Linked DNA regions of Homo sapiens: all the other regions are linked to region 2. Evidence: chromatin contacts called from ENCODE Hi-C or POLR2A ChIA-PET data. All regions are on one chromosome and are shown on one strand. Each heading gives the region's core, a stretch centred on a gene start or an enhancer-like site at or near the end of the contact. The rest is flanking DNA. Distances are from core to core; before and after follow the strand shown.

What was found. A loop is a pair of places that touch in the nucleus more often than their neighbours do. ChIA-PET counts read pairs that join two places held with the same protein, here RNA polymerase II (POLR2A). Pooled maps may share reads with other maps.
Region 1: a map of B cell shows a loop between it and region 2 (17-fold over the local background). The contact joins the promoter of PSMG4 here to the promoter of RIPK1 in region 2. A Hi-C loop is called at or near these places in 21 of 168 maps with a recorded cell type or tissue (B cell, CD4-positive, alpha-beta T cell, CD4-positive, alpha-beta memory T cell and 13 more), 37 of 37 single-sample maps with no recorded cell type and 34 of 50 pooled maps. POLR2A ChIA-PET finds 5 or more read pairs at or near these places in 12 of 52 experiments (CD4-positive, alpha-beta T cell, CD4-positive, alpha-beta memory T cell, GM12878 and 9 more).
Region 3: a loop to region 2 is called in a pooled map, with 2.6 times the contacts of the local background. The contact joins the promoter of SERPINB9-AS1 here to the promoter of RIPK1 in region 2. A Hi-C loop is called at or near these places in 1 of 37 single-sample maps with no recorded cell type and 3 of 50 pooled maps. POLR2A ChIA-PET finds 5 or more read pairs at or near these places in 10 of 52 experiments (CD4-positive, alpha-beta memory T cell, GM10248, H1 and 7 more).
Region 4: a pooled map shows a loop between it and region 2 (4-fold over the local background). The contact joins the enhancer-like site here to the promoter of RIPK1 in region 2. A Hi-C loop is called at or near these places in 8 of 168 maps with a recorded cell type or tissue (A673, PC-9, ascending aorta and 5 more), 10 of 37 single-sample maps with no recorded cell type and 19 of 50 pooled maps. POLR2A ChIA-PET finds 5 or more read pairs at or near these places in 17 of 52 experiments (CD4-positive, alpha-beta T cell, CD4-positive, alpha-beta memory T cell, GM10248 and 12 more).
Region 5: a pooled map shows a loop between it and region 2 (3-fold over the local background). The contact joins the enhancer-like site here to the promoter of RIPK1 in region 2. A Hi-C loop is called at or near these places in 8 of 168 maps with a recorded cell type or tissue (CD4-positive, alpha-beta memory T cell, CD8-positive, alpha-beta T cell, GM12878 and 3 more), 15 of 37 single-sample maps with no recorded cell type and 16 of 50 pooled maps. POLR2A ChIA-PET finds 5 or more read pairs at or near these places in 23 of 52 experiments (CD4-positive, alpha-beta T cell, CD4-positive, alpha-beta memory T cell, CD8-positive, alpha-beta T cell and 19 more).

The regions. Positions count from the first base shown.
Region 1 is chr6:3,257,609-3,260,308 of GRCh38, forward strand. PSMG4 (proteasome assembly chaperone 4) reads left to right here and starts at 1,339. Exons shown (of 3, transcript NM_001128591.2): 1 at 1,339-1,588. The coding sequence starts at 1,415. RefSeq lists silencers at 1,159-1,408, 1,529-1,648, 1,699-1,798 and an enhancer at 1,919-2,048.
Region 2 is chr6:3,067,044-3,069,743 of GRCh38, forward strand. RIPK1 (receptor interacting serine/threonine kinase 1) reads left to right here and starts at 1,451. Exons shown (of 11, transcript NM_001354930.2): 1 at 1,451-1,618. RefSeq lists a silencer at 1,320-2,109.
Region 3 is chr6:2,882,605-2,885,304 of GRCh38, forward strand. It overlaps SERPINB9-AS1 (SERPINB9 antisense RNA 1), which reads left to right and starts at 1,384. Exons shown (of 5, transcript NR_110841.1): 1 at 1,384-1,477; 2 at 2,107-2,236.
Region 4 is chr6:2,861,546-2,864,045 of GRCh38, forward strand. It overlaps the pseudogene SERPINB9P1. Among named protein-coding and RNA genes, the nearest start is that of MIR4645, 8.7 kb to the left of the region's middle. RefSeq lists an enhancer at 1,160-1,489. Within about 2 kb of position 1,251, at least 8 of the 41 ENCODE cell types and tissues checked have a DNase peak (open chromatin) inside an H3K27ac peak, as active enhancers do; they include CD4-positive, alpha-beta T cell, OCI-LY7 and natural killer cell, where a contact is called at or near this core.
Region 5 is chr6:2,935,870-2,938,569 of GRCh38, forward strand. No RefSeq gene overlaps it. Among named protein-coding and RNA genes, the nearest start is that of SERPINB9, 34 kb to the left of the region's middle. Within about 2 kb of position 1,267, at least 4 of the 41 ENCODE cell types and tissues checked have a DNase peak (open chromatin) inside an H3K27ac peak, as active enhancers do; they include CD8-positive, alpha-beta T cell, where a contact is called at or near this core.

The sequences.
Region 1 (2,700 bases), core at 89-2,588, 190 kb after region 2:
AGATAATTATGATGAAGGAAAGAAGCTGGACAAAAAACAGTACATACTGTGTGATTCCACTGATACAAAACTCTGGAAAATGCAGACTAATCTGTGTGGCAGGAAGCAGATCAGTGGTTGGGGGCAGGAGTCATTACTGAGGGCAGGAGGGAGTACTGGACGCGTTCACTTTGTGGATTGTGATGATGATTTCACTGGCTATAACGTGTCAAGACTTCAATTTGTACACTATATATGTGCAGTTATTGTATGTTAATCACATTTTAATAAAGCTGTTAAAATATTGACCTGAAAATTAACTGTATTATTGAATCATCGATAATTAGCAAATAGAACTATGGAAAATGCCCTCTTAAATTTCAATTTAGTCAACTTAGATCTATTAGAGATTTTTAAAGCAGACCTTTTATAGTTCCAAGTTAAATCTCTAAAGTCAGTTGTAACAGAATCTGACAAAATGGGCTGTTTTCTTTTACCACCTTCTCTCTTAACCCATCAAGGCTTCCTTTTCTCAACTCTGTAATGTCCTGAAGTGTTCAAGGGGTCTCCCCATAGGTATGACAATGGGATGATTGGATGATTGTTGGTGCTTCCCATTAATCTCTCTTGAGATCCTTTCCACGTCTCCGAAAGGCACCTGTTCTTATTTGCATTTTGCAGATGAGGAAACTGAGTCTCAGAGAGGTTAAGGGGGTAGCCCGAGGCCATGTACATGACTGCAGCTTGGGACTCGGCGTCCAAAAGGGTGCCTGCCCATCCTCCTGCCAACTTAGTTGACACAATTTTCCTTTCTAAAGGCTTTCTCCCAATACCGTTGCCATTCTTAATTAGGGCTGGGTGCCGTCGAAGCCTCCTTGGAGTTAAAGGGCTGCTAGGAGGAGGAGGTGGGACGGGAGGTGGCCGTTCTCAGAGTGCTTGAAGAACTAATTAAAAATCAGTCTTTTTAAATTTTTAATTAAATTAATGTCTGTAGGGCGAAGTGTCACGGCCTGGGAGGACGGTGCGGCTGGCTTCAGCCCTTGAATGCCCCGCGTCAGTAATAATTAGGGGGTGGGGGGAAACAAAGCGAGGGTGAGTTCTGCTGGGCGCCCGTGGACTCCTAGAGGTCACTGTCGCACTCTGCTACTCAAGTGGGTTTCCCCAGCCCGTCCAGAGAGGTACTGGTGTGCGGGAGAGGCCAGCAAGACAACCAGGGACAGCTACTCCGCCCAGGGCCGGCAGCCGCCCCGCCTCGACCACGCCCCCAACCCAAGCCCGGGATCGCCCCTCCCCGACCACGCCCCTCACCCCCGCCCTTCCGGGGCCGAAAGCGAAAGCGCGCTCGGTCTCTCGGTGCTCGCTCCATCGGGTCTGGCGGGGCTGGCAGCGGCGAGGACCCGGGTCTGGCGCTGTGGGCCGGGAGCCGTGGGGCGGCATGGAGGGGCTGGTTGTCGCCGCCGGCGGGGACGTCTCCCTGCACAACTTCAGCGCGAGGCTGTGGGAGCAGCTGGTCCACTTCCACGTCATGCGGCTGACGGACTCGCTGTTCCTGTGGGTGGGGGCCACGCCGCACCTGCGCAACCTCGCCGTGGCCATGTGCAGCCGCTACGTGAGTGCCTGGCGGCCGAGGGTGCGGGCGGCGGGGCGGGGGCGCGGGGGCGCCGGGCCTGCGCGAGCTGCAGCCCCCCAGGCTTCTCTTGGGTCCACAGGGCGCCCTACTCCCCCGAAGCCCACCCGTGGGATGTCTTAGGAAGCCCGCGGGCGCCAGGGCCTGCACCACCTCGGGAGCTGCGCGCGGGCCCCGGGCCCCTCTCCTTGTCCCGCCGCCCCGCAGCTGCGTCCCGCACTGGTCTCTGTAGGTCAGAATGTCTTGGGTCTGTCCTCGCCACACGCTCGCTGGGGGACGCGTCTGCCTCGTAGCTCTCCTGCCATCTGGATTTTGAGCACACTGATAATTTTTTGGGGACTCTTGCGTCTCCACTGGATGTCTCAGGCATTTCGCACTAGGCACACATCAGGCTCTCTTCTCCAAACCTGCTCCCTCCTCCGCCTGACTGGCGCTGTGATGGCAGCTCCATCTTCCTGGCTGTGCGTTCAGAGCCTCGCAGTTGTCTTTGATTCCTCTTTCTTCACACTCCACGTGCTGAGTCCCTAGGCACTGCCGCCAGTCAAAGCAGACAAAACCCAAGCCGCCCTCACCTTCACCCTGCCGCGCTGGGCCAAGCCTGGGACATTATCATTTCCCCTCCTCTCCCGCCTTTCCGGCTTTGCGTGTCGCCGCCTGGTTTCTCCTGGTTTCCTGAGGCAGCTGTAAGAAAGTGCCACAGACCGCGTGGCTTAAAACAACAGAGGTTTATTCTCAAAGATCTGTAGACAAGGTCTCTCACTGTCACCCAGGCTGGGGTACAGTGTCATTATTATAGCTCACTGTCACCTCAAACTCCTGGGCTTAAGTGATCCTCCTTCCTCAGCCTCCCGAGTAGCTAGGACTACAGACATGTGCCACCATACCTGGCTAATTGTGTTTTTTTGTAGAGATGGGGGTCTCACTATTTTGCCCAGGCTGTTCTTGAACTCCTGGCCTCAAGTGATGATCCTCCTTCCTCAGTGAGCCCGACTCTTCTCATAAGGACATCAGTAATGTTGGATTAAGGGCCCATCCTACTCCAGTATAACCTTGTCTTAAATTGTATATATATATATATTTTTTTTTTTTTTTTT
Region 2 (2,700 bases), core at 201-2,700:
CTCCAGGATTTTTTTTTTTTTTTTTTTTTTTGTGGCTTCAGAGCTCATTTCTTTTTAGCACTTAATATTCCATTGTATAGATGTACCACAGCTTATCTGTCCACCCATTAAGTGATATCTTGGATGCCCTCAAGTTTTGGCAATTATGAATAAAGCTGCTATAGACATTCTTGTACAGGTGTTTGTATGGGCATAAGCTTTCAACTCGTTTGGGTAAATACCAAGGTGTGGAGTTGCTTCATCTTATGGTAAGAAGAGCTTGGTTAAGAAATTGCCAAAATGTCTTCCAGACTCTAACATTAGGCATTCCCACTAGGAATGTATGGGAGTTCCTTGTGCTCCAGATCCTCATCAACATTTGTTGTTGTCAGTGTTCTGAATTTTAGCCATTCTAATAAATGTGTAATAGTATTTGTTTTTTTAAATTGCAATTCTTTAATGACATGATGTTGAGCATCTTTTCATATGCATATACATATGGTGAGGTGTATGTTCAGAGCTTTTGCCCGCCTTTAATCAAGTTGTACATTTTCATATTGTTGCATTTTAAGAGGGTTTTTTTTGGTATATTTTGGGTCACAGTGCTTTATCAGATATGTCTTTTGCAAATATTTTCTCCCAGTCTGTGGCTCGTGTTGTGAACGTGGCTAGTTCTCTTGACATACATATCTTTTCACAGTATGTAATCCTGTTGTGCTTTTTTTTTTTTTCCTTTTGAGACGGAATCTTGCTCTTGTCACCCAGGCTGGAGTGCAGTGGCGCGATCTCGGCTCACTACAATCTCCACCTCCCAGGTTCAAGGGATTCTCCTGCCTCAGCCTCCCGAGTAGCTGGGATTGCTGGTGCCCGCCACCACGCCCAGTTGATTTTTGTATTTTTTAGTAGAGATGGGGTTTCACCATGTTGGCCAGGCTGGTCTCGAACTGCTGACCTCAAGTGATCCGCCCGCCTTGGCTTCCCAAAGTGCTGGGATTACAGGCGTGAACAACCGCGCCCGGCCTGATGTGCATATAATTTTATTATTTGATTTTTAATATACATGAATAGCATGCAGTTCCAACTTTGCTCGAGACTTCACAATTACCATTTTAAAGGGCTGCAAAATAATCACATTTCCTCCTCAACAGCCCCACTTTACAGATGAAGGTAGAGGAATGCTAACTTGCCTATGCTAACCCGCAGAGCTCTGAATCCTCCGGATAGCGCCCCCGCTGTAATCCACCCAGTGCTTCCCTCCAGACCCTTCTCCCTCTCGTGCGCGCGGAGGTTTCGGTTTCCTCTTTTACGTAGGCCGCCCCACTCGCTTGAAAACAAAGTCCGCGATCCTCTAGCCCGCAAGAGAGCTCCGGGACTCAGACCCCGGGCGCGAGGTCCCACGAGCGGCGGGGCGGCGCTCTCGCGGTCCTCCTCCCCGGCAAGGGCCGGGGCAGGGGGAGGAGGCAGCGCGAACAGTCCACGCCCTCCAGCCGGGCGCGCTCGACGCGGACGGCGGGCCAGCTGCCGGAGCGCGGCGACTCCAGGGGACCCACAGCTGGGGCGCCAGAGCGCGGCCATCCGGGCGGGGCCGACGGAGCGCGGCAGGACTTGGCTGGACGGCGCGGCCACGGAGAAGGGCGCGGTGAGCGGACTGGCACCGCGCGGGGAACATTCCGGAGGCCGCCGGGCTCAGTCCCGGTGACCCCCCTGGTCGGGGTTCGCGCGCCCTCCCCCAGCACGCCCGGGCAAGGCTGCCGCGGCGTCGGAGTAATCCCCAACCCTCCGCCGCCGCTTCTTCCCTCACCCGGGCCTCCAGACGTTTGCCGCGGAAACGAAAGTAACGCTCGGGTGCTTGCGTGGAGGCCGGGGCGGCCGCGGGCTTCCCGGAAGGAGAGGGACTCTGCCCGGGGTGCGCGCGGCGGGCGGGCCCCGCCGGTACCGGAAGTCGGGCGGTGGGCGGGGCCGCGGGCGCTCCCGGAAGTCAGGGGTGCTCCGCTAGGTGTCTCTGCTTATCCGGAGTCCGCTGGCCGCCTCTGTGCCAGAGGTCGGGGCGCTGGACTGGTAGCGGGCGGAGACCTGCCTTTGGGCCGCGGTTACCGCGTGAGGGTGGAATAGGCAGTCCCACACGCCATTAATGTTGTTTTGGTGGAGAAGGTGGGCTCCTAGTGCCCTATCATTAAGAAAAAACAGTTTGGGCTCTTCCCTTACCAGCCCTTTGAAAGGGCCTTTTACTGTTGCGCTTGAGGCCGCAGCAGGTTCCAAAAACAAAAGCATTTCTGCGTGATCTTAGACGACTGAGGGGACGAATGTGGTAACCCTAGCAGGCTTCTGTCACTGGCAGGTGCTTTTGTGAAGTGCTGCGGACCCTCTTGAGGGTTGGGAAGAGGATAGGCTGCATCCTCCTTCCCTAAGCATTTGACAAAGCCTCACAGGGATGCGGGGGTTGCGGGGGCAGGGGGAGGTCTGGGGTTGTTAGTTCTTTCTCTCTTGCTGACCATTTGGCTCTCCCTTAATCAGAGCTCTTTTTTATTTTGGGCAAAGCAGGAGGCTGTTCCAATGATTAATTCTTCCCTGACTTACACTTGAAGAAGCCAAGGCAGGAAGTGAACTTTGAAATGTGCAATGTCTTAGTACTCATCTGCATTCTGTGACTGCTAGGAAGATGGACTGAGTCAAGAGGAAATTGTCTTGTTAGAAATGTGGAATACTGCGTCGGGCACGGTG
Region 3 (2,700 bases), core at 134-2,633, 180 kb before region 2:
ACCCAGAAGCAAATGCAATAAAAACAAACATAAATAGCTGGGACCTAATTAAACTAAAGAGCTTTTGCACAGCAAAAGGAACAGTCAACAGAGTAAACAGACAACACACAGAGTGGGAGAAAATCTTCACAATCCATACATCTGACAAGGGACTAATATCCAGAATCTAGAAGAAACTCAAACAAATTAGCAAGAAAAAAAGAAACAGTCCCATCAAAAATTGGGCTGGCATGAATAGACATTTCTCAAGGCCAATCGCAGTGGCTCATGCCTGTAATCCCAGCACTTTGGGAGGGCAAGGCAGGCAGATCATGAGGTCAGGAGTCCGAGACCAGCCTGACCAACATGGTGAAACCCCGTCTCTATTAAAAATACAAAAATTAGCCGTGTGTGGTGGCATGTGCTTGTAATCCCAGCTACTCAGGAGGCTGAGGCAGGAGAATCGCTTGAACCTGGGAGGCGGATGTTGCAATGAGTGGAGATCGCGCCACTGCACTCCAATCTGGGTGACAGAGCAAAACTCCATCTCAAAAAAAAAAAAAAAAAAAAGAAAGAAAAAATGTTCAAGATCACTAATGATCAGGAAAATGCAAATCAAAACCACAATGTGATACCACCTTATTCCTGCAAGAATGGCCATAATCAAAAAATCAAAAAGACATTAGATGTTGGCATGGATGCGGTGATCAGGGAACACTGCAGTGATCAGCGAACACTTCTACACTGCTGATGGGAATGTAAACTAGTACATCCGCTATGGAAAACAGTGTGGAGATTCCTTAAATAACTTAAGGTAGAACTACCATTTGATCCAGCAATCCCACTACTGGGTAATGGGATTCCCTCTACTCAGAGGAAAAGAACTCATTATTCAAAAAAGATACTTGTACATGCATGTTTATAGTAGCACAATTCACAATTGCAAAAATCCTGGAACCAACCCAAATGCCCATCAGTCAATGAATGGGTAAAGAAACTGTGAGATATATATATATATATACATCAGCTCTGCATACTGGACACCTCATTTTTTATTTTTTATTTTATGTGAGCAAGAAATAGATTTCCATTGTGTTACACTATTGAGACTGCAGGTTTATGTTGTAGCAGCTAGGATTACCTAGATTTACTTTTAGGAAAGACTTCTCTGCAAGGAATGTGGAGAATGGGTTGGAGGAGGCAAGAAGAGGAAGGAAGACAAGTGAGAATACATGTGTTGGAATCAACTGAGTGATTGCTATAGGCAACCTGTAGGCAGTATCAAAAGGTGCTATTTAAATTTGCATGACAGAGTGACGGGGGAAGAAGGTGTCTCATTGTCCAGCTTGGGTAACAGCACGGATTGTCTTGCCTTTCAGTTTAATGCAACTGATAATTCATAAGGAGCAGAAGACACTGAGTGAGGTGTCCAGTATGCAGAGCTGATGAAGTGAACTTGATCCCTGCTCTGGTGAATCCAAGAAGGTGTGTTGGGAAGGTGGGTAATAATCTTGGCTTTGGATACATTGAGGTAGAGATACTTGTGTGTCCAAATGGAAGGATAGGATGAGCAAGTAGAGATTTGGGTCTGGAGCTCAGGAGAGAGATCTGAGCTCTGGGCTGGCAGTCAGGTCATTGATGAGGGCCAGACCAATTTGGGAGAAAGTGGATGAAAGAAGACTCAGGCCAGCCCCGCAAGGGATAGCAATATTTAAAGCATGGGCCAGGGAAAGGGCAGGACAATGAGACTAAGCAAGAGAGGCCAGGAAGCTAGAAGGAAGATCAGGACCCAAAGCAAAAAGTGTTTCTTAAGGAAGAAGTCTCCAAAAGGGTAGAATATTGCCAAAAAGTCAGGTTTCTATTGAACTTAGGAACAAGGAGGGTGTTGGTGACCATTTATTTCGTGTAATGGTGGAGCACAAACCAGATTGGAGTTGGCTGAGGAAGGAATAAACAGTCACAAAACCTGGAAGCTAAAAGATTCATAAATTTGACTACATAAAAACTCTAATTTCACATGGTGAAAATACTGTAAACAAGATAAAATACAAATAACAATCTAGGGATATATTTATGATTCATTTCATAGACAAAAGGCTAATCTCTTTCTTACCATTTTTTTTTAAGAGATGGGGGCCTCACTGCATTGCCCAGGCTGAAGGGCATTGGCTATTAACAAGCACAATCATAGCACACTACAGCCTCCTGGGCTCAAGCAGTTCTTCCGCCCCAGCCTCCCAAGCAGCTGGGACTACAGGTACGTGCCACTGTGCTCGGCTTAATTCCTTGAGTATAAAAAATGCTTCTACTCATCCATGCATACTAGGCCTACACTCCTGAAGAAAAATATGGGTGAAGTATATGAAGCCAATTCACAGAACAGGAAATAAAAACAGCTCTTAAACATAAGAAAAGGCAGAAATAGACTTTATTCATGAAAAGGGGAAGTCAATGTTCAAATGCCATTCTCATTAAAAACTTTTATAAAAACCAAGGATAAACAGATATTTTCAAAAACCATTTATATGGATTTTATTTCAATTTCAATACCATGTCACTTAATATTAGATATATGGTTGTATAATGGAGTTCTTCTTTCTTTAGATTATGTGCAGGCTACAGAATTAGATTTTCCTTGTTAAAATTTTAAATATTACAGAAATATAGAAGGCAAAAAATGGAAGGTTTTTTCCCACATCTCCTTCCCCAAACCTATCTCAG
Region 4 (2,500 bases), core at 1-2,500, 210 kb before region 2:
GTCTGCAGCTTGCCTCCTGAGCCAGCAAGACCGTGAACCCACCAGAAAAAAAAAACTCCAAATACATCTGAACATCAATAAAGGACAGACTCCAGATGTGCCACCTTAAGTGCTATAACACATCATGAGGGTCTGCGGTTTTGTTCTTGAAGTCAGTGAGACCAAAACCCCACCAATTCCCGGTCACAAAAGGGTATAAAGTTTGAATTATGGGTTGAGCATTCTGGCTCACACCTGTAATCTCAGTACTTTGAGTGGCTGAAGTGGAAAGATAAGTTGAACACAGGTGGGGGAGGTAGCAGTGAGCTGAGATCACACCACTGCATTTCAGCCTGCGTGACAGACTACCTCAAAAAGTTTAAGGTACTCAAAGTTAACACATTTTGGAAATCTAAGGTACAGCATGGCTATGAAAGTTCATGAGAATGTATGCTTGAGATGTGCTAAGAGTAGATCCTGAATGTTCTCATCACATACACAAATGATAAGTAAATGTGGAGGATATGTTAATTTGCTTGACTATGGTGATCATTTCACAATGTATCTGTATTTATGGTTTAAATGTTTGTTCCCTCCCAAACTCATGTTGAAATTTAATTACCACTGTAACAGTATTAAGAGGTGAGACCTTTAAGAGGTGATCAGATCATGAGGGCTCTGCCCATATGAATGGATTAATGCATTTATCTGGGGAGTGGATTCCTTATAAAAGGACAATTTGGGCCTTCTTTTGTCTCTCATCCTCTCTTGCCTTCCACCTTCCACCATGGGACGAGGCAGCAAGAAGGCCTTCACCAGATGCCAGACCCTCAATCTTGGATTCCCTGCCTCCAGAACTGTGAGGAAATAAATTTCTGTTCTTTATAAATTACCTAGTCTGTGGTATTCTGTTATAGCAGCACAAAATGGACTAAGACATATATCAAAACATCACATTGTACATTGCAAATGTATACAATTTTTGTTTGTCAACTATACCTCAAGAAAGCTAGAAAAAATCAAATAGTCAAATGGATCTAAAGTGTTTCTAAGTAGCAAAAGTGCTTTACACATCTATTTTGTTACCATGTTCTATGTCATATTGAAGGTGGGCTTGCCTTTCCACCTTTGGAGTGGATCATAAAGTCCTTGAAGAATGGTCTTCCCACAGTATTCAGCACACAGGAGTACCCAAGACATTTGTGTAGAGTTCCTCTGAATTAAAGCTGATGTCAACAACACTTCAGATGTCACCAGAGGGTAGGCAGGGCTGCAGAGTCACCCACCTTCAAGGATGATGCTCCAGTCATACCCAATGTGAAAGGTGTCCCCTGGAGCCATGCAAACAAATGAGGTGGCCCCAAGAACAGGATCCTAACATCTCAGGAAGTCAGTCGGCCTTGCTTGGCCACAACTTGAGTTGCACTTAATTTTTAAACTACCATTAATCCCCCAAAACAGGTGGTGAGAAGGTATTTTATATATGAGTGTAACGGCTTTGTTCTCATTCTAAAAGAAAGCAGATGTTATTCAAATCAGATGACCACAACCAGATGACGGAAAGGGGAAGGCAAAATGTTTTAACTTATTAAAAATATAAACTTGACTCAGAATACTCACATGATTCAGCTAAAGAGAAAATCATCTCTGGTGTTTAGGCACTCATTTGCATTTAAAAACCCAAAAGGAATCATTGTGACGAATTGTTGATATTAATATTTGTATTAACTGTCTAGGGCTGCCATACATAACAAAGTACTTTAGGCTGGGCAGCTTAAACAACAGAAAGGTATTTATTGTCTCATTTCTGAGGGCTGAAAGTCTAAGATCAAGGTGTCAGTAAGGTGGGTTCCTTCTTGGGACTCAGAGGGAGAATATGTTCCAGGCCTCCCTCCTTAACTTGCAGATGGCCCTCCTCTCTCTATAGCTCTTTAGTGTTTTCCCTCTGTATGTGTCCGTGTCCAAATTAACCCTTTTATAAGGACGCCAGTCATATTGGGTGACCTAATGACCTCATTTTGCCTTAATTACCCCTGTAAAAACCCTGTCTCCAAATACAGTCACATTCCAAGATACTGGAGGTTAGGAATTTAACATATGAATTGAGGGGAGTGAAGAACAACCCAATCCAGCCCATGACAGTGTCCTAGTGTTTCAAGACAGTTTCTGCACAGATAGACATGGAGACATCGTTCTATCCTTACCTTGCTGATTTTAAGACTCCCTACCCCACACACAAGTTGCTGCTGTTGTTTATTTAATAAAACTGTGTAGATCACTTTCCTTTGAAACACTGATGCACAGCTGTGGAAGGTGGGGTATCTGGGATTACATGCCGACATCCAACCTCGCTGGACCTATCCGGCCCCAGGCATTGCACCAAGGACTGAGATACACTCGTGGATTTAATCATCCAAACACATCTCCTAGGAGGAAGGCCATACATGATCCCCCCAGGCTGAGGCTTCTTAAGGCTCCCCAAGGGGAGGTGGACTTGACACACTGAATACAGGATCACTCC
Region 5 (2,700 bases), core at 17-2,516, 130 kb before region 2:
GGTGGGCGTGGGGTTGGCGGGCCCGCACTCGGAGCCGCCGGCCGGCCCTACCTGCCCCAGGTAGTGAGGGGCTTAGCACCCAGGCCAACAGCTGCGGAGGGTGTGCTGGGTTCCCCAGCACTGCTGGCCCACCGGCGCTGTGCTCGATTTCTCACCGGGCCTTAGCTACCTTCTTGCGGGGTAGGGCTTGGGACCTGCAGCCCACCATGCCTAAGTCTCCCCCGCGTTACCGCCGCCGCCGTGGGCTCCCGCGCAGCCTGAGCCTCCCCAACGAGCACCGCCCCCTGCTCCAGGGCACCCGGTCCCATCAACCGCCCAAGGACTGAGAAGTGCGGGCGCACGGCATGGGATGGGCAGGTAGCTCCACCCACGGCCCCAGTGCGAGATCCACTAGGTGAAGCCAGCTGGGCTGCTGAGTCTATTAGGGACTTGGAAAATCTTTATGTCTAGCTAAGGGATTGTGAATACACCAATCGGCACTCTGTATCTAGCTCAAGTTTTGTAAATGCACCAATCAGCACTCTGTGTCTAGCTGATCTGGTGGAGACTTGGAGAATCTTTCTGTCTAGCTAAGGGATTGTAAATACACCAATCGGCACTCTGTATTCTAGTTAATCTGGGGGGACTTGGAGAATCTTTATGTCTAGCTAAGGGATTGTGAATACACCAATCAGCACTCTTAATCTAACTCGAGGTTTGTAAATGCACCAATCAGCACTCTGTGTCTAGCTGATCTGGTGGGGACTTGGAGAACCTTCATGTCTAGCTAAGGGATTGTGAATACACCAATCGGCACTCTGTATCTAGCTCAAGGTTTGGAAATGCACCGATCAGTACCCTGTGTCTAGCTCAAGATTTGTAAATGCACCAATCAGTGCTCTGTGTCTAGCTAATCTAGTGGGTACTTGGAAAACTTTTGTGTCTAGCTCAGGGATTGTAAACGCACCAATCAGCACCCTGGCAAAACGGACCAATCAGCTCTCTGTAAAACAGACCAGTCAGCTTTCTGTAAAATGGACCAATCAGCAAGATGTGGGTGGGGCCAGATAAGGGAATAAAAGCAGGCTGTCGGAGTTAGCCGTGGTATGTTTGCTGAGATCTGCTTCAATGTAGTGAAAATGGTTATTCTTCTTGCTTTTTTTTTTTTTTTTCTCTTTTTTTCAGTAAATGTGCTGTTTTTCGGTTTTGTTTCCTGTATGAGCTGTAACATTCTTTGTAAAGCTCTGTGGTTTTGTTTTTGAAGGTATGAAAATAGAACCAACCCATTTGTAGAGTTAAACAACTATCAGGAGCGTATGGCGTTATGTAGTTTATGACACTCACTGAATGTTTTAGAGCTTTACTCTTGAGCCGATGAGATCGCTAAGCCCACCATGAAAGAAGTAAAGGGAGGACATACCGCTTTAAAGAACTTGTAACACCACACGGGTCTGTGGCTTCATTCCCGAAGTCAGTAAGACCAATGAACCCACCAGCACAGTGTTTTTGGTGATGGTTGTTTTTAGCAACCTTAACTGTAAAAATTTCTCGTTTAAAATCATGAATTACGTGTTAAGGTTTCAACGTATGAATTTGTGGAGGGGGCTGGGCACAATTCACTGCATAGCAAATAACTGTACTTTGAGAATAACGTATATTTAAAGTTTAAATTGTGAATTTTAAAAATTCAATTTGATCTTTTCCAAACATTTTTAAAGAACGATTTGACAGTCTTAGGTCCTCTAATAAAAATCACTTGCAGTGAATTTTTAAAAAATGGACAAGTAATAGTTGTGTAGACTTTTGCAATGTTATGTTTTGATACATGCTTACATGGTAGTGAAACTGGGCAAGTTCCCTTGTTCCTCTCGGGATGTGTGATGGGGCTGATGGCTCACTTTAGTGCCCTGCTGCTCCAACTTTTAGGAGAGAATACAGACAGGTAGGCTGTGGGGCTCCAACCCTTTTGCAGTGTCTAGGGCTGAATGTTTACAACTCCTGAAGCTCCACTGGGCATGTGTTAGAGTGCTTTTTTAGTTTAGCTATCCATAGGTGGCTTGTGTTAACCAGTTCAATCAGACCCCTACCTTATCGCAAGGACAGAGGGCTTTCTGTATCCTGGGGTTCCTGCCTTGGTGTACCAGAAGAATCGGATCACATGTGGGCTTGGAGAATGAGTGCAAGGTAAGTCTGGCAACCTGGGCTCTCCTTCAACTGCCCCCGTCAAACTGCGTTGTTCTGCCGGTGGATGGCCTGCCTGCATGCCGGTGCCTGCTGGTGCATCCCATTCCTCTCAACTTCCAGCCGCTCGTGTGTTCCTCCACTGATGTACTCCTCTCGATATGCAGCCACCTGTGTGTCTGCCTGCTAGCGTCTCAGGGTTTTACAGGCACAGGGTAGGGGCGTGGCAGGCCAGGGTGGTCTTGAGAAGTGCAACATTGGGGCAGGAAAACAAAAATGCCTGTCCTCAACTAGGTCCGTGGGCACAGGCCCAGGGTTGGAGCCCTAGCCAGGGACCACGCCCTTCCCCCCCCCGCCATGTTATTTAAAGAGAGCACACCCTTCCATATCAGTGGAATGGCTAAAACAAGCTAATTCCCATACGCATTACCTCATCTATTTTTTTTGTGATGAGAATGTCAGAGTAGGCGGTTAGACGTGAGCAGGGCATGCACGGGCCCCCAAGAATGTTGGACATTTGTCAAGCCACAGTCACAATTA